Linked DNA regions of Homo sapiens: region 1 is linked to region 2. A link is a loop called in an ENCODE intact Hi-C map of the cell type or tissue named here. Cell type or tissue: heart left ventricle. All regions are shown on one strand. Links, peaks and the distances in the headings refer to the core of each region. The heading gives the core; the rest is flanking DNA. Region 1 overlaps LOC105377282 (a long non-coding RNA gene). Region 2 holds the start of PARM1 (prostate androgen-regulated mucin-like protein 1).

Region 1 (8,862 bases), core at 446-8,445, 58 kb after region 2:
TAGGGTGGGCTCAAATTCACTCTGACAAGTGTCCTTATAAGAAGTGGAAATTTGCACACAAAAACAGACACTAAGGATGCGGGCACACAGAGAAAAGACCATGTGAGGACACAGCAGAAAAAATTCAGATGAAATGAATCTGAAAAATTTAGAGAAACTAGAATTTGTGGAACTTGGTGCTTGAATATGGGAGATGAGAAAGATGGAGGAAAATTAGGATATTTAGATTGTTGGCTTGAGTGGTTAGTTTCATTCTGATGTCCTTAATGGAAATGGTCACTATAGAAAGAAGAGCAGGTGCTATAGTGAAGTGCGAGGAAGGATATTCTGCCTTTGTTTAGGGACATGTTGACTTTTGCAGGGCCCATGGGACACCGTAGTGGAGCTGTCCAACAGGTGCTTGTTTATATCAGTCTGGCCTGAGGATTTAGAGTTGGAAAATTACCACCATTCAAAGGTTAGTAACACCTAAGAGCAGTTTTTTTTTTTTGTTGTTGTTGTTGTTTTGTTTTTTGTTTTTCACCCAGAGGTTGCTTGTGAGAAGAAAGAGCCACAGGCAGAAGATGGAACTTAGTGGGATACGAGCATTTAGGGAATGACCAGTGAAATAGGAGCCTAGGAAAGAGATAGAGCACAATTGTAAGAGATCTGGGTGAGTGCACAATCATGAAAAGAAAATGGACAAAGAAAGTTTCAAAATAGGGAGGGTGCAGCTCTTTTTAAAAGCTTCAATTATTGACATTCAGTTATCAACAGTGATGTAAAGAAGTTTTTAAAATGTATATGGCTTTTCCTAGTGTTCCCATGTCACATTGTGGAGATGGCTTGGTATCCTTCTTCATTCTTGGCTCTTAAAACCTGATTCTGGCTGGGTGTGATGGCTCATGCCTGTAATACCAGCACTTTGGGAGGCTAAGGTGGGCAAATCACCTGAGGTCAGGAGTTTGAGACCAGGTTGTCCAACATAATGAAACCCCATCTCTACTAAAAATACAAAAATTAGCCGGCTGTGCTCTTGTAGTGCCAGCTGCTTGGGAGGCTGAGGCAGGAGAGTCACTTGAACCTGGGAGGTGGAAGTTGCAGTGAGCCAAGATCATGCCATTACCCTCCAGCCTGGGCAACAAGAGTGAAACTTTGTCTCAAAACAAAACAAAACCACCCAAAAAAACTTGATTCTACTTAACTTCAGCATGACCCTTTCTGCCTCTAAGAAAGTCAACCAATACTGTTTTCTTCAAGCTGCACAAGGTCCCTATCCTCATCTTTACTCCTGAAACTCTATTGGCTTAAGATTTGGTCTTGCATTAGGAATTCAAGAATCTGGTATCTTAACCTAAGCCAATGTAATAATAATGTTCTCCCTACTGACATACAAGTGGCCAAGAAACATATGAAGAAGTGTTTCACATTACTAATCATTAGAGAAATGCAAATAAAACCACAATGAGATATCATCTCACATCAGTCAGAATGGCTATTATTACAAAGTAAAAAAGCAACAGACGCTGGTGGGGCTGTGGAGAAAAGGAAATGCTTATACACTGTCAATGGGAATGTAAATTAGTTCAGCTGCTGTGGAAAGTAGTTTGGAAATTTCTCAGAGAAACCTAAAGCAGAACTACCATTTGACCCAGCAATCACATCACTGGGTATATATCCAAAAGAAAACAAATTTTCCTACCAAAAAGGTACATTTACTTGCATGTTTATTGCAGCACTAAGACATAGATCAACCTAGGTGCCCATCGACCATGGATTGGATAAAGAAAATGTGGTACATATAAACCATGGAATGCTAGGCAGCCATAAAAAAGAATGAAACCATGTTCTTTGTAGCAACATGGATGCAGCTGGAGGCCATTATCCTAAGAGAATTAATGCAACAGAAAATCAAATACCACATGTTCTCACTTACAGGTGGGAACTAAACATTGATACTTACAGACACAAAGATGGCAAACAACAGAAACTAAGGACTACTAGAGGGGGGAGGTAGGAAGAGGGACAAGGGTTAAAAAGCTAACTATTGGATACTATGCTCAGTATCTGTGTGGTGGGATCATTTGTACTCCAAACCTCAGCATCATGCAATATACCCAGGTGAAAAACCTGCACATATATCCCCTGAACCTAAAATAAAAGTTGAAAAAAAAAACTTCCCTTGAATATGTTAGCTTATTTTTGCAATTCCTGATTTATTTCTGGTTTTTAAGGAATTACAGAATCTTAGAGTTGGAAGAACTTTCATGGATCATCTTTCTCCATGAAAGTCTTAAACCCCGAAGTTTAAGAGCCCCTTTTAGAATATTCATGCCAAAATAATTACTCAGGCTGCTCAAAACCTTTCATGAGCTCATTGCATTCCAGGCAACCCTTCCATTGTTGATTGGATCTCATGGTAATTTTTGAACATGGCCTTGACTAGCCCACAGTGTACCTTTGTGGGAATTGGAAACAGGTGCTCCCTGGGGGTATATGAAAATCCTGGCAAGTTATGACTTTCACTCATTGAATCTAGTTCTGTGAACTACAGAGGGAAGGATAAATTCCATTTTTTTTATGAAAGAGTCATTCAGTATTCAAAGAGAACTATCATATTGTTACCTAAGTCTTCTCTTCAGGGGAACCTTCATTCCTTGTAGAAAGGACATGATTTTGATACTCTACTGCTTTGTTCTAGATGGAGTCCAGTTTGTCATTGCTCCTCTGAATTGAGCAAAATATTCCAAATGTGTTCTGATTGCGAGGTAGAAGTTTCCTGTAACTACACTCACTGTATTTCTACGAGTGTAGGCCGAAAGAACATTCACTTTTTCTATTCTGCCAGCTGAATTGCCCAATTGTTTAAAGGGAAACTTGAAGTCATGTAAAGAACGTGGCTTAATGAACCTCATATACTGTACAATTTAATTTTTGATTGTAGGTTCAGGACTTTTTCCTGATCTCCATTTTTTTTAATACTCCCTTATTAGGTGTTTTAAGAAGGGATTATTACTCAACAGATGTTAGTATCCTTACTCTCAAATAGTAGACTACTTATTCTTTGTTTATATTTTTGTTGTTCATATAGATGTTTTTATGATAAGAGCACTAATATTTTTAACAAATCCTTCTAATTGGCCTCTGCAAATTCTAGACTAAAGTCTCAGTTCAATTTCATAATGGTAACAGGAGTACGAGGCACCCTTGTGTTGTTACTTCCTTTTTATCTGTACTTTGCTCAGGTAGCTGCACTAGTAAACTGAATAGAAACTCCAATTGCATTTGGCTGGTGCAGCTGTGGCATCACTGTGCTAGCTATCATGAAGCTTTCTGCATGTCTCAGGCATCTTGAGAACAGCTCTACCATATCTTTGGAAACTCCAAATGCATTAGAGTCTGGAATATCCTTTCCTCAGAGACAGGAAAAGGAGGCAAGGAAGTATTCTTTCCGCTAAAGTCAGAATAAATAATAATGACTGTCTAAGGTCAATGTGGAGGGGTATCTCACAGCAGCCACTCTTCTTTGCTTGGTGACTTCCTGTTTAGCTAGTAAATAGGAAAACCCAAAGACATTAGTGAAAGTATTTCATTTTACCCAGACTTTGCCTCATTGTGAGCTGGTGAGCAAGTACAGGGGTTCACATAAAATGTTTGGCTGCTTCCAGAGAAACCAAAACCTACTTCAGAAAAAGATCAGCAGTGAGACCAATGTGTGAAGAGAACTTTAGGAAAACATAAAGCAAAACAGATTAGTGGCTCTCAACACCAGGTCCAATGAAAGGCAAGTGTTCCTCCAATGTCTTTGTGCCTGATCTGATTGATAATATTTATTTATTTTTTGTTTATATGATAGGCCCAATCTTCCTAGTTGCCCAAGGAAAAACCAATGGCTAAGTATATAAGGCTAAATAAGAGTGGATTCCTCTTCTCCTCTAGGTCTTGTTCAGTTTGCTGTGTTCTCTACTGCCATCTGGTGGTCAAGAAGGATCAATCACTGCCCTTGCAATGAAGAACTCTATGAAAGCGAAGGCTTGGCCATTTTGTGTTCAGCTCCTTCCAGTAAATACTCCATGGCATGATTATTTATTTTTCCTTTTCTCTTATTCATAAATCAGAGTGGCTGTTTGAACTTAACCACCCTTATCAAAATCTTTAAAAATATTTAAAATATTTTGACCCAGTGCTTCCACTTTTATAATCTCAAAGAAACATAAGCAGACAGATTTATGTATGAGCATGTTTCTCAAAGTGTTATTTATAATAGCAAAATTGGAACTACCACAAATGTTCAAAAATAGGAATTGTTAAAATTGGAGTGTTCTGTACCACTATTCACTCACGCTTTAGAAGAACATTTAATGACATGGGAAAATGTTTATAATATATTATGAAGTGAACAAACACAGTTAAAAAGCAAGTAAAACTTCACAATCTCCATTTTGGCTTTCTGTGTATTTCCTCCTTTCAAAGGCATGAACATATAATACTTTGGGAACCAGAAAGAAATGCCACCATAAATATTTTATAAATATGGTTACCTGCATGGTAGAGTATCAGTATCAACTTTTTTTTTAAAGTAACACGTCTTTTAAGATATCTATCCTAGAACTTTATTAAAAACATACTTCTACAGAATATCAGTGCAAAGGATCGTGAACAATTGCTTTAGTGTTCTTGGGATCAGGAATAATCCAGGAAGCCAGAGCATGCAGCTGCCACTTCAGGTTTGCTAATGAGTCTTGTGGCTAAGATAAAAAGCATGTTATTTGTTGCATGACCCTAAAGAGTTATTAATTTGTTCTAAGGCTTATATTTTGCTCCCAAGAGTTGTTGGTGGGGATGTGGAAGATGATGCAATTCAAATCACTGTGCAGTATGTGCAGTAACCAGAGCTCTATTTTATAATTGGACACAGTCCATTTCTTAAAGCTTTTTCAAGACATAGCTTTGAGATTTTTCTTTGTACAATGAAAAGGTACACAGAGACTGCTTTGCTTGCTTCACTGGGTAATTAGCCCACAAAGAGAAGATTGAAGGTGCTCTCACGGGTTTCTTTAAATGGAGCTAAGAGCAGCTGCCCTTGGGTCCTAGGAGCAGCTGTGTGGCTAGCCAAACCCAGCTAGAAGGTGTTCCTCCTACAGAGCTTTCTGTTTCACATTTGTTCACTTAATACATTTGGACACAATTTCCATATACATGGTTAACATGTCACTTCTGTCTACCCTAAGGGCACCAGGTGGTAGCTCCAAGAAGAGGAAATCATTTTCGGAGTTCCCTGCTGGCTCAATCAACACTTTTCACTTCTCCTAATGAGATGGTTAACCTGTTTTTTTCATTTAGCCATTTGGTCAACAAAACTTTAATGGCTGTTATAGAGTAGTTTATAATTTCCACACTTACAGGCATTAACACCATTACTATTAGATTGGGAAACAGAGATTCGACTAATCCTCCAGCTTAAGCTGAAAACATATCTCCATAGAGATTTTTCACTGAATTAATTCTACTAAATTCTTGGGTCAAACACAGTTAATGTTTCTGCTTAGTCATTTTTAAAGAAAAGAAATGAAATCTGGCTGGTATACATTAACCCGTGTGTGCTTCTTAAATAAATTTACAAATATAAATGGACTCAAACATTAATCAGACTATTATCTTAACATATTAAAAAATAAATTTACATAGCACACTGTATTAAAGTGAGTATTACAAACTTTTAGTTCTAAAGTAGTTGTTTCTCTTTGGCATGTTTCATTGGGCATGTTCCAGGAATTCAGTAAGTCCTCAAAGGTTGTTTTTCTGTATTGGTGCTACTTTCTTTTATCTAAGTAAAACATATTCTCAAAATAACATGCACTGGGAAGTATGATTCGATGCACAAATACTGCTTTACACATAGCTTTTGGGGACTATAATACCAGTTCTGTGATTGTCATAAAGATCTTTAAGATGTGGTAGGTGGAGTTATCAGTGTCAGAGTTACAGAAAATCAGGGACAGAAGAATTTGCTTTTTGAATTTAGAACCTTGTTAAGCCTTATCTATTTTGACTTCAAATATGATTTCAACCTTTAAGAAATTGCTTCCATTGTCCTTTCTGCCTAATGCACTTGGCTACTTTCTGAGGCTTATCATTCATCAAAATTTTAAGAAAATAATTTCCTTTTTTATTTGAATCAAGAAGCCTATGCAGAAAAAAATACTTTTCGTAAGTGTCTTGAGCTTAAGTTATTAACCTAGAACTTTAGATATTAGTAGTACATAAATTGGAAATAACAAATTAGCTACATTTAAATGGATTTATTCCAAGGCTTTATAAATTGATGAATAAAGTGGGCAAAAGTATATAGACTCATAAGATATGTTAACATAATAATAGTTCCAATATATTGGATCCCACTACAGATTGTTTTCTGCATTGAACCAGCTATTTATATACATAAATATCATTTAAAGTATTCCCTTGCCCCAAACTCTCCTTATCTAGTTAACAGTGCTATCCAATAGAACTTTCTGTGATGACAGAAAAATTTTACTTCTAGCTACATATGGCCATTGAGGTCTTAAAATGTGACTACTGCAACTGAGAAACTGAATTTTTAGTTTTATTTAATTTTAATCAATTTCAACTTAAATAGCCACATGTAGCTAATGGCTACTATATCTGATAGCACAGCTTTAATGCATTAGCTGGCTTTATTATCTTCAGAGTACTAGGCACAAACTATGATTATCTTTTTAGTTTCCTTGTTTCCTAATTATCTGTCTTCTCCTTGCTAGGCTGTAAACTCCCAGAAGGACCTGGTCTGTCTTTTTCACAGCTATATTATTATAATCTAGGACAGAGCTTGGTGTGTAATAGATACTCATGTTATTTATTTAAAATGCACATGTGTGTTATTATTATGTCTATGTTACAGATGATGAGGAACAAAGAGGGAACAACTTTTAAAAGATGACAGGGATTCAAACACAGGACTGTTTGACTCAAGCTCCAAATCCTTCCATTCTACTAGTTGGCCATAACTACACCCACGACTGCACTTCAGACTCCTGATAACCAAGCCCCAAGAATGGAAACTGTTTTAGTGGGATTAATACCCAAAGCTGACTAGAAGTTCCCTGATCCACTTTTGTTGCTAGCATTCTGGGCAGGAATCTTTCAAGCCATTGAGTTAAGGCATTCTCCCAGAAGTTTGAATGTACACATATTACTGTCAAGGAATAATAGTTTAACATATAATTTCCCAGATTGTTCATAGTACTTAAGAATTCTAGTGCTCTTTCAGGCATGGTGGCACACGCCTGTAGTCCCAGCTACTTGAGAGGCTGAGGTGGGAGGATCACTTGAGCCCAGGAGTTCAAGGTTACAGTAAGCTATGATCGTGCCATTGCACTCTAGCCTGAGAGACAGAGACTCTGTATCAATTTAATAAGAAGAAAAGGAGTTTTAGTGCTCCTTAAGATATAGTGAATTGCTCTTTTAGGAAGAGAGAAGTTCCAAAAATGTTTTTTCTAAAATGTATTTACAATGTATATGTTAAAAACAAATTACATACATTTTCTTGGCTGTTCTTGTTATTTTTAGATTATCTGCTTAAAACAAAGTGTGCCAAAAGTTTTAGGAAGCTACATGTAGAAACCCCTGAGGTTTGATTTATGCACTGATGCAGAGTGAGGACTTAGAAATACCTCTTTAGGTTAATGTAGGCAATCCAATTAAGATTCCTTGTCTATGTTGTCTGGAGTGGTAAACTTGCAACAAATTTGTGATATTATCACAATGTAATGAGTTAAACACTCATATTATACAAATGTATTCCTTATGAGGTGTAAGCCTCATAGTTTATGTAAATAAATCAAATCTTTAGAAAGTGAACAATTGTAGCCTTTGCTGTCTTAAAAGGTGAGAATTGTGCTTTTCAATATGAAATAAACCTTATCAATGGCAAAATGTAGAACCACCTAAATATTGAGAAACTTTTGTTTTATGTTATCTTTGCTATAATATACCTGTGCAAAATAAGGTTTCCATAGAATGTTGTACTGGAAACAAAATACAGGATAGGCATAAGACTAGATCCGACAAATGCTCTGACATGACAACAGCACTTCTAATACCAAGCAGTGTATATATATATATATATGACATAAAATAGTATTTTCATTTAAAAAATAACAAAAATATAAAAGTATTGATGCTTTGACTTGACATATATTGTCTTTGACATTTCCTGGTGGGGGTCTGGGATGCTAAGGGCACTGAGGAAGGTTTGGCCTGGCTCAAGTCCTAATCCTTCTCATGAGGGGGCAAGAACCAGATCCGGGGTTGGAGTCATTGGATGCTTAAGTGGAATATCTTGCACATGGTCATCAGGAGGGCTTTTCAGTTTGGAGGTTGAATGTCAGCCAAAGTTCTTAGAGTACATAAAGAGTCAAGCAAGAGAAACCAAATTTGATAACATCAAAGGTCAGAGCAGTCTCAAAAATTGGAGAGAGCTGAAAGTGGCAATTTATCGTAATGAGAGCAAGCCTAGAAACAAAGTAGATTGAAGCTCGTAGGTAAATGCATGAGCTGGGGGTGTTTTATTTTAATTGAAATAAAGATGTAGCAGTTGGCAGTATTGAGATTCGAACCAATCTGATAATTCAAACCCTTCCTCCTCTTCTCATTATAGGATTCAAATTCTTCTTCCATTTCTCACTATAGAAACCTTGTTGAGACGCACTTTCCTTTTGCTGGTAATAGTAGTCTCCATCTCATAGGCAGACTGTGAAGATTAAATGATTAAAATGGCATAAATCATTTAGCCCAGCATCTGTTACAGGTTGGTGCTCCATAAATATTGGCTGCTATTACTAAGGCAAGGAAGATTCTGGG
Region 2 (8,862 bases), core at 640-8,639:
AGGGAGTTTTTAAATAAATAGGGCCATAAAAAACTTGAACGTGCCCGGGCGCGGTGGCTCACACCTGTAATCCTAGCACTTTGGGAGTCCGAGGCTGGTGGATCACGAGGTCAGGAGATCGAGACCATCCTAGCTAACACGGTGAAACCCCGTCTCTACTAAAAATACAAAAAAAATTAGACGGGTGTGGTGGCGGGCGCCTGTAGTCCCAGTTACTCGGGAGGCTGAGGCAGGAGAATGGCGTGAACCCGGGAGGCGGAGCTTGCAGTGAGCTGAGATCGCGCCACTGCACTCCAGCCTGGGAGACAGAGAGAGACTCCATCTCAAAAAAAAAACAAAAAAACAAACAAAAAAAAAACACTTGAATGTAACAACCATGGTGGCAAGAACAAAGGAAGAGAATCCCGAGGGGAGCAGGAGAGGGATAAATGTGGAAGCTACCAGGGGCCTGCCATTCTCGTTCCCTTCTTGGTTTTGGGGATAAAGGTTGGAGGCTCTGGTTTGTATTTTAATCTGGAATCAGTACTCCAATATGCCTTATCCTGGCATAAGAAGTGTTTGAAAATGGTTTATAGAATAGACATCTAGTTTTCTACCATAATCAACCTTGAGAGAACTGAAGACCATCTAAGATTTCTCTCTCCTTTTAGAAATAGAAGTGAGGCTGGGCACAGTGGCTCACATCTGTCATCCCAGTACTTTGGATGACCAAGGTGGGAGGATCACTTACGTTCAGGAGTTCAAGACCAACCTGGGCAGCATAGGAATACCCCCCATATCTACAAAAAATAAAAAAATTTAGCTGCCTATGGTGGTGTGAACCTGTAGTCCCAGCTACTCAGGAGGTTGAGATGAGAGGATGGGGAGGCCGAGGTTGCAGTGGAACTGGAATCGCGCCATTGCACTCCAGTCTAGGTGACAGAGCTAGACCCTTTGTCTAAAAATATATAAATATATTTATATATACCCGAGTGAATACATGTAGAGATCTACCCTTGTTGGCTTGTTGACAACGCACACATATTTGCAAGTGTCCATTGTATGTGCTGGAGGAAATACTATGTATACTTTGAGAGGATTTGTTGAGCCAAAAAACAGGCCCCTGCCTAATGCTGTTCCTGGCTCAAGAAAGTATCACCTTAAGAATTTTACAGAAATATTGTTGAAGCCTATGGCTAGAGGAGGAAAATGAGAAGGAAACAGAAAAGACACAAGGCCTGGTGAAACTAACTAGAGATTTGCTAGGGGAGTTCTGGGATAAGCCCCCAAAACACATGTGTGTGCACTTTCACTTCAAGAGCCCTCATCCCTTTCTTCTTTACCAACACGTCTATTTTTTTCTTTAAAAATGATATTTTACATTCTGAAAACACCTTAAAATTAAGGTGCAAAGAATCTCATGAGGTATTTATGCCAATTTTTATATTATTTTTTCGGACGATTTATTGCAAAGTAGCTCTAACAACAAACTGACGTCTTAAAGAGATTCCTTCAAAGGCACAAACTTCAGGGGGAATGCAGTGTCCATTAGCTTCATCATTTTCAGCTTGGGATATGCATATCGAAGCATAACTAGGGAAATGAGGCAGTATGTCTTCCTGAGTCTCGAGCCTCACAGCTGGAAGGCTGTGACCATCTGGGCTCTGATCCTAATTAGTGCGTGGGGGTAGGAGTGGTGCTCAGCCGGTCCCTGGCCCACCAGTCTCCTCGCTCTAGCGGTGGGTCAAGGGTGATATTCCTCCCGGAATAGCGGAGCTAAACTGTAACGCTGAATAAAAGAAAAAAGAAAAAAAAAAAAAAGAAAAAAGAGCTTCTTGGGGTGGGGGTGGGGAAGCTACAATACACTGTTTGTTAGGGTTAATCCCGGTTTTGACAACTGCCAGAGCTGTTTAAAAAAGGAAATGATTAAATAAACAAGACAAGCCACTAAATCAAATTTGCAAACGAACCTCTCTACTGACTCACTCAAGGGTTTCTGAACCTCAAGAAAAGATTTTTGAGTGAGGAGAAGTAAAGGTACCTTCCGTGTCATTACGTAAGCATCTCCTGCTTTGAGGATTACAGGAATTACCACCCGCAGCCAGCCGGGAGCTCCGCTGCCTATTGCACCTGCCGGACCTAGGCTCTCTCATCTCAGCCCGAGGCTGGGCAGCCAAAGCCGCCTGCGAGTATTCGGGAACTGTCCGCGGACGCGTCTCCAAACCGTGCCGAGATACCAGCGAGAAAGAGGTTTTCTCAGACGGACGTTCACTAAGTAGAGAAAATACGCTATAGTTTCAAGTTGGGAAACTTTTCCTTATAACTGCATTACCCACTGTGAGCTGCCTGAAAACCGCTAGCTTCTTTTCAAGGGATTGCGACGACTCGTGTCCACAACTGTAGGAACCCGACGAACTCAGAGGGAGGATATACAGACTAAAGCACGAGTAGAATCGGTTTGCGCTATGTGACTTTGGGTCACATTTAAACTGAAAATGCCAGTGGCCGCGCAGTCGGGCTACTTTTCCCAGCAGCACCATATCCACAGCCAGTTGTCCCTTTTCGGGAGACGTTTTCTGGAAAAAATAGGTACCTGAACTCTAGATTCAAAGCGTCTTTCTGAATCTCTCCCCGGTCCCCGCCAAGCCGAGCTCAGTCATCTGGCTCCCCTCTTCCCCATCCCCGCTGCCAGAGGTCGTCGCCGTCTGTGGTCCCGAAACCCGAGAGTGGCTCCTACGAAGCCTTTCAGAGGTGGTGCAGGGGGAGGGGAGAGGATGCTAGTTTAGCCAAGTTAATAGTTTCTTCTATGGGATACGTTTTTGGGGAGTTCTGGGGCAGAAGGTAGCCTTGCTACCCCCAGTGACGATTGCGAGCCTGACCAAGGCCGGGCCGCTGCTGTTAGTGCCACATCATCCTAAGCATAACTAGGAAGGGACGCCGGAGATCAGAGACCGCCAAGACTCGAGAAAGCAAACCAGCCCCGCCAGGCGCGCAGCCGCTGCTGAAGCCTTCCCAGATGCGAACCTCCCACCCCCACTTCCCCGGCTTTTTCATCCCTTCCAGGGCCCAACGGCAACAAGAAGTCTGGTCCCGTACTTTGGCAGAGTGCGCTCCGAAACCCTGGTGAAGAAAGAGAAGCCTTGAGGCGCAGTCCGTGTTGCCCACTCTGGGTTCGAACACGCAGCTAAGACAGCCACCTGTTCTACAAAGCTGGAGTTTGTGCGGGCGCGGGCTGCGGCAGGAAGGACCCCATCGTCCCCTCCCTCAGTACGGTTCGGGACCGCCAAAGGTGCACGTCACCCCAAATCTAAGTGCGCACACACCTGCGCACTCACCCGGAGGCGCGCGGCGACTCACTGCCGGATCTCCTAGCTTCAGCCCCGACCACGCGCTAGCTACTGGGGCCCACCCCGCGACCTGCCCTTCCGGGAGGATGGCGCCAATTACCTGCAGTTAAGATGCAAAGAGCGAAGAGAGTCTTGTAGACCATGGTAGCCTGGTATTTGGTGCCCAGCCCGGGGCGGGCGGCAAGGAGTTTGCGGACTGACAGAGCGCACTGGGCGCTGGTAGCGACTCCTCTGCCGGGTGGGCTGCGGTGGGAGCCGGGAGGCGCGAACAGCTCCAGTGGAGGGCGCGAGGCAAACGAGGCGAACGCAGCGCAGCTCCGTCAGCTGCGTGCCCTCCGGTGCTCCGCGCTCTTCTGCTCCATCCCAGCCGCCCGAGCCCGGGGCCGCCTCCGCCTCCGCCGCCGCCGCCGCGCCTGCCGCTGCCAAACCCCTCCCACCCGGGCCCCGCGGCGATGACTGGGCCACCCCCTGGCCTTCCTTCTCTCAGCCCTCAGGTCCCGAGAGCCCCGGCCCAGAGCGGCCTCTGCTGGACAGTCAAGACACGAGACCCTGGGTTCAGCAAATGTTTGCAGCGCCTTGCACTGTGCTGGGAACTAGGGATGCAAAGAAATGTGAGCACATCTCTGCCCTTAGGAATCTAGCTCAGCTTTTCCTACATGAGCTTACAGCCTTTAAAAAGGTGACCTTATGCCATTTTAGGAGTTCCCTCGGAGAACCGGCACATGTTCCAAGAATGAGGACCTTCTTCATTTGTCAAAACACTTCTGCGTGTACATCATTAAACCCTCATCCACATTAAACCCGGCTGAGCTTCCTGGGGCCCGAACCAGGATGTCTGCCGCTGCATTCAGCTTCTTACTAGAAGAAAATACTGTCGGGGGGATAACTAAGCCAGACACCCTACTAGGCGTTGTTTCATGAATCCTTCTAAGAATTATTATTATTCCATTTTACAGGTGAGAAAATGAAGGCACAGAGAAGACAATGTTCTCAAGGTCGCATAACTGGTAAGAATAGTTTGTGCACTAGGCCCATAATAAAGGCTGACGTTTCCTGAGTGATTGCTATGTGCTAGGCACTGGACAACGTGCTGTTCAGGAATCAACCAAGTCATTTAGTTCTCACAACAATCCTTGGAGATTATATCCTCGTTTTCAGGGGAGAAAGTAGAAGCACAGAGAAGTTTAACTTGCCCGAGTTCACACAACTCGCAAGTAATGATAAGATGCCTGCCCAGGCACCCCGCTCAGCCTCTGTACTCTACTCCCTCTCAAGAGCCCAAAGCTTCTCCAAAGCCTACAGATTAGAACTGACCTTTCATTCAGTTCCCTCCCTGCTCTTGCTACACTTTAGGCTTGCTTAATTCTCACACTTCGATCAAAGCAGATGCCAGGTTCTCTCCCAATTCTGTTATTAATGAACCTATTGGTCCCCTAGTCACTAGAGCTGGGGCACTGCAGGAGTTAACAAGCCTTTGTAAAGAAATGATTTGCGTGGAAGGCAGCTTTCTTTTTTCTGTAATATCTTCTTCATATGCCATGGGCTCTGTTCTCACTTCTTTCTCACATACCAGAAGCTGACTCTAGGAGTCCTGAGCACCTTATCTATGGTCAATTCCTCTGCCTGACTCTATCACACTACCACTTGTAGATTTTGCTCACACTTCCACAACCAGATTAAATTTGGATCATATTTTTTTCTCTTTGTTTTGGTAAATCTAGTAATTTCTGTTGGAATGAGAAACAAAAAATACTCAGACCAAGTGCCCATCCCCTCTCCATCCTCCCTGGCCAGATAAACTGCAAATTCAATTTGTTCAGCATGTTCTCTGAATGCTTTTGACTTCAAGGCCCTTCCGGTTTCTAGGGTAATCTATGTGATTAGGAACAATTTCTGCATCTGGGTTTTGGTTGTCATGGATGCAGGGACCACACACAGATGGAGTTATGCAGCGACATTCTATCAGGCATTAGCCCCTTTAAATAGGGCAGGTTAAGTAAGTGACTCTATGGCAGAAATATAGGTTTTTGAAGACCACTTCACAGAAAAAATTTATTCAATTGAAATTCAGCAAAACTTGAAGGAGTCTTTCTGGAGTGCGAAGCATGTGCAACTCTAACCTTGATATCTAAGATAATGGTTTGGTACTCAAAGAATCATGACCCCTACACACTAATCAGTGAAAATTTCCAAAACTTTTCTATTGTACGCAGGATAGAGTTGAAATAATTTCTTTGATTAAAATAGTTCATTTTAATTGCTGATTAAAAATTTTAATTTATTAATTAATTTAGTCAGAGCATATTTAATCACTTATTTTACGCCAGCCCTTATGCTAGGCAATGGAAATACAATGGTTGTAATAGCCAGGGTAGTGTAGGTTATGCTGCTGTAACAAACCAGCCCAAAGTCTCCCAAGCTTAAGCGATAATGGTTTATTTTTTGCTCATCAAAGTCTGCTATGGATCCAGGTTACTCCTCAGAGTAGCTGTCCTCAGGATCAGTGTTGTACCGCCATATCGAAACCTGCTTTTGTTACAGTAGGTAGCTAGATAGGCATGAGTGGGGCAGCAGAGGGCTCCCCCCACACCCCACCAGGAAAGTCAGGTAACCATCATGTGATGGCCAGGCAGTTATTAACTGTCTCTCTAAAATAATAATTGGTTACAGCTGGCACGAGGGACTGACCATCTCCCCATAAATAGGGAACACATGAAACTGGTAATCAGCAGCTTCCAATAAGATCTCAGGAGGTGGGTGACTGAACTCAAGCATGTGCATTAAGATGCAAAATGGTGGAGTTTAACTGGTATATGACCTTCTGGGGGCATTAAAGCAATGCAAGACGCCAGAAGTAGACCAGCATGTAAAACCCTAAGTGCAAGGTCAAATGGGGCACTTGACGTCCAAGATGCCCTCTTAGGCCTCTTCCAACTGTGCTTTCCTTTCTTGCTGCTCTAAAGCTTTTTAATTAACTTCCACTCTTGCTCTGAAACTTGCCTCAGTCTCTTATTCTGCCTTATGCCCCTCAATTATATTCTTCCTTCCGAGGCAAGAATTGAGGTTGCTGCAGTCTCTGCCGGTGACTCAAATAACTTCCACCTCTAACAGTTTCACATCCACCTCTAACAGTTTCACATCCACTGAGTTAGGGAAAGAGAGAAGTGGAGAATTAAGTATTTAAATCTTCCACCTAAAAGTGACAATTCTGTTCATATTTTATGGGCTAAGGCAAGTCAATGGCCATGCCCAACTTCAAGAAAGCAAGAAAGCATGTTATTTTTGCGTGCTCAGATAGAGACGAGAACTCTATAGCAGGGAACATTGTGATATGTGCCACAGGGGCTAATTGTCCCTGCACCAGGAAACTTATTTTCTAGTAGTGGGGAGTTAAACATTGAATGAATAATCACAAAGACATATGCAATAACATTATATTAAATGCTACAATAATAATAATGATGAAAATTTATTAATTGTTTCAAGCATTTTATGTACAGTCATGTGTTTACATTTCTACACTCTAACTTTGTGAGATAGATACTGTAGAAGACCAGAATGTGCCACTTCAGAATATGCCTTTTCAGTATAAGCATTTGTTTGAGAAACAGCAGCTATAGGAGCAACTCTGAGAACAGAGTGGAATTACCTTTTTGTAGGGTGAATTTAAATCTATAAAGGAAATTTTCATTTGTAAAAATGTCTTCCTCTGAATTCTAGGAAGAAAAGGATGGCACTAAATTACTGGAAACTCTTATCAATGGAGAGGGCTCTGACTTAAATACGCATAACAAACTTTACCTTTGTTTGCCATGCTTTACCTGGTCACTTCCTCATAACTGCACCCCTACCCCCATACTCCTCTTTCTTTGTTTCAGCTGAAGATGATATTTAAGTTTGAATTCAAAGTCACCTCTTTGAAAATTACTAATTCCCTGACTATCTCCTGTACATATATATGAAATATACATGTTAATAACCTCGTGGGGTTTTTGTTGTTGTTAATCTGTCTTTTGTTATAGGGGATCCCAGCTTAGAACTCATAAGGGGTAGAGAGAAAAATTATCTTTTCTCCCCCCAAATACTATTATTATCCAAATGTTACAAAGTAAGAAACTGAGAAATACTTATACAGAATAAAACTTTGAAGGAAACTAAGGGATTCAATGAGATATAATAGCAGGGGAACTAGTACTCCTCAGTGGGGTCAAGGATGGAATTTGCATGTAACCCTTAGTTATGACTTACAGCAAAAGCCATTTTTTTTTTAGTAGAATTCTTAGTTCTTTTATAATACTCCACTGGGATAAAATCTCACATAAATCTACCTTTTACTGACTTTGACTCTTTTTTGATCATTGTTAAAATGAATTTTTAGTGTTGTGGACTTTTAACATTTTACCAAAAAAATTGCTCTTGGCTGACATAGATTTTTACATCCTGAATATATTATATTTTATAATTTTAGATAATACATTTTAGGTAATATAGAAGTATTGTTTCTGGATTCTTTATATCATGAGATGGTTTCATCTGGACTCTTGGCTTAAGTGAGAGAATAACTTGGCTGAGAGAGCTGCAGTGGTTAGAGGTTGGGTCCTAATCCCCTCTGCCATCTACTAACTGAGTGATTCTAATTAATTACTTGGCACCTCTATTCCTTTGTTTCTGTATCAGTCTGCTAGGGCTGCCATAACAGAACATCACCAACTAGGTGGTTTAAACAACATAAATGTATTTTTTCCATGTTATGGAAGCTGGATGTCTAAGGCCAAGGTGATAACAGTGTTCAGGCTCTTGACACCATTGCAAGCAGGAATTCAAGAATGAGTCAGAAAATAGTGACAGTAGGAGATTTATTGCAAAGTGAAAAGCATATACTCAAGAAAGGGGATTGTGGGGGTACTTAAGACAGAGTTGTTTGATGGAGTTTGGAGTTTCTGTCTTTATGGGCTTCTTTAACCAAGGGGTGGAATATTCATTAAAATTCCTGGAAAAATTTAGAGATTTCTCAGAACTGTGGTGCCACCTATTTTTTCACACCAAATATGGGTGTTCTCAGGACTGTCATGGCACTGGTGGGTATGTAATTGATAATGTTAACAATAATATAACGAGGTCCTAGGAGAAATCTAGGTGAAATCCAGTGCCATGTTGGATCCAGTTGGTCTTAGCCAGCTGGGTCCATACCTTGGGTTTTGAGGGTCTTATCAGTTCCTAGCTTCTGCAGCTATTTCAACAGTTTCCTTTTGCTAGTCATGCAAAACTGCTGTCTGGAATTTTCTATTCTCCTGTGACCACCCTGTATTATTCCTGTCTCAAAGGTGCTGGCAGTATTGGTTTCTGGTAAGACCTCTCTCCTTGTCTTGCAGGCGGCTGTCTTCTCACTATATTCTCATATGACCTTTTCTCTGTATGTGCACACTCCTGGTATCTCTTCCTCTTCTTATAAGGATACCTGTCCTGTTGGATTAGAGTCCCATCTATATAACCTCATTTAACCTTAATTACTTACTTAAAGCCCTATCTTCAACTA

Evidence for each region. A loop is a pair of places that touch in the nucleus more often than their neighbours do. Peaks named below come from ENCODE experiments on the same cell type or tissue, not always from the same donor. Only the 100,000 strongest peaks of a DNase experiment are listed, where the experiment ranks them.
Region 1: a loop joins it to region 2, with 2.8 times the contacts of the local background. A loop is called at or near these places in 19 of 110 quality-filtered maps.

What each region holds. Positions count from the first base shown.
Region 1 is chr4:74,870,047-74,878,908 of GRCh38, reverse strand. LOC105377282 (a long non-coding RNA gene) reads left to right here. Exons shown (of 4, transcript XR_938886.2): 3 at 3,919-4,041; 4 at 6,902-7,159. Among named protein-coding and RNA genes, the nearest start is that of PARM1, 59 kb to the left of the region's middle. In heart left ventricle, for the core only: a CTCF peak has its summit at 3,953 (motif pointing left); no DNase peak of the experiment used is centred there.
Region 2 is chr4:74,927,935-74,936,796 of GRCh38, reverse strand. It overlaps PARM1 (prostate androgen-regulated mucin-like protein 1), which reads right to left and starts at 3,681. Exons shown (of 4, transcript NM_015393.4): 1 at 3,427-3,681. The coding sequence starts at 3,469. RefSeq lists an enhancer at 2,748-2,797 and silencers at 2,908-2,957, 3,538-3,847. In heart left ventricle, for the core only: CTCF peaks have their summits at 3,649 and 3,852 (motif pointing left); DNase peaks (open chromatin) are centred at 2,146, 2,656, 3,336, 3,786 and 1 weaker place; H3K4me3 peaks cover 3,174 bases; H3K27ac peaks cover 2,354 bases.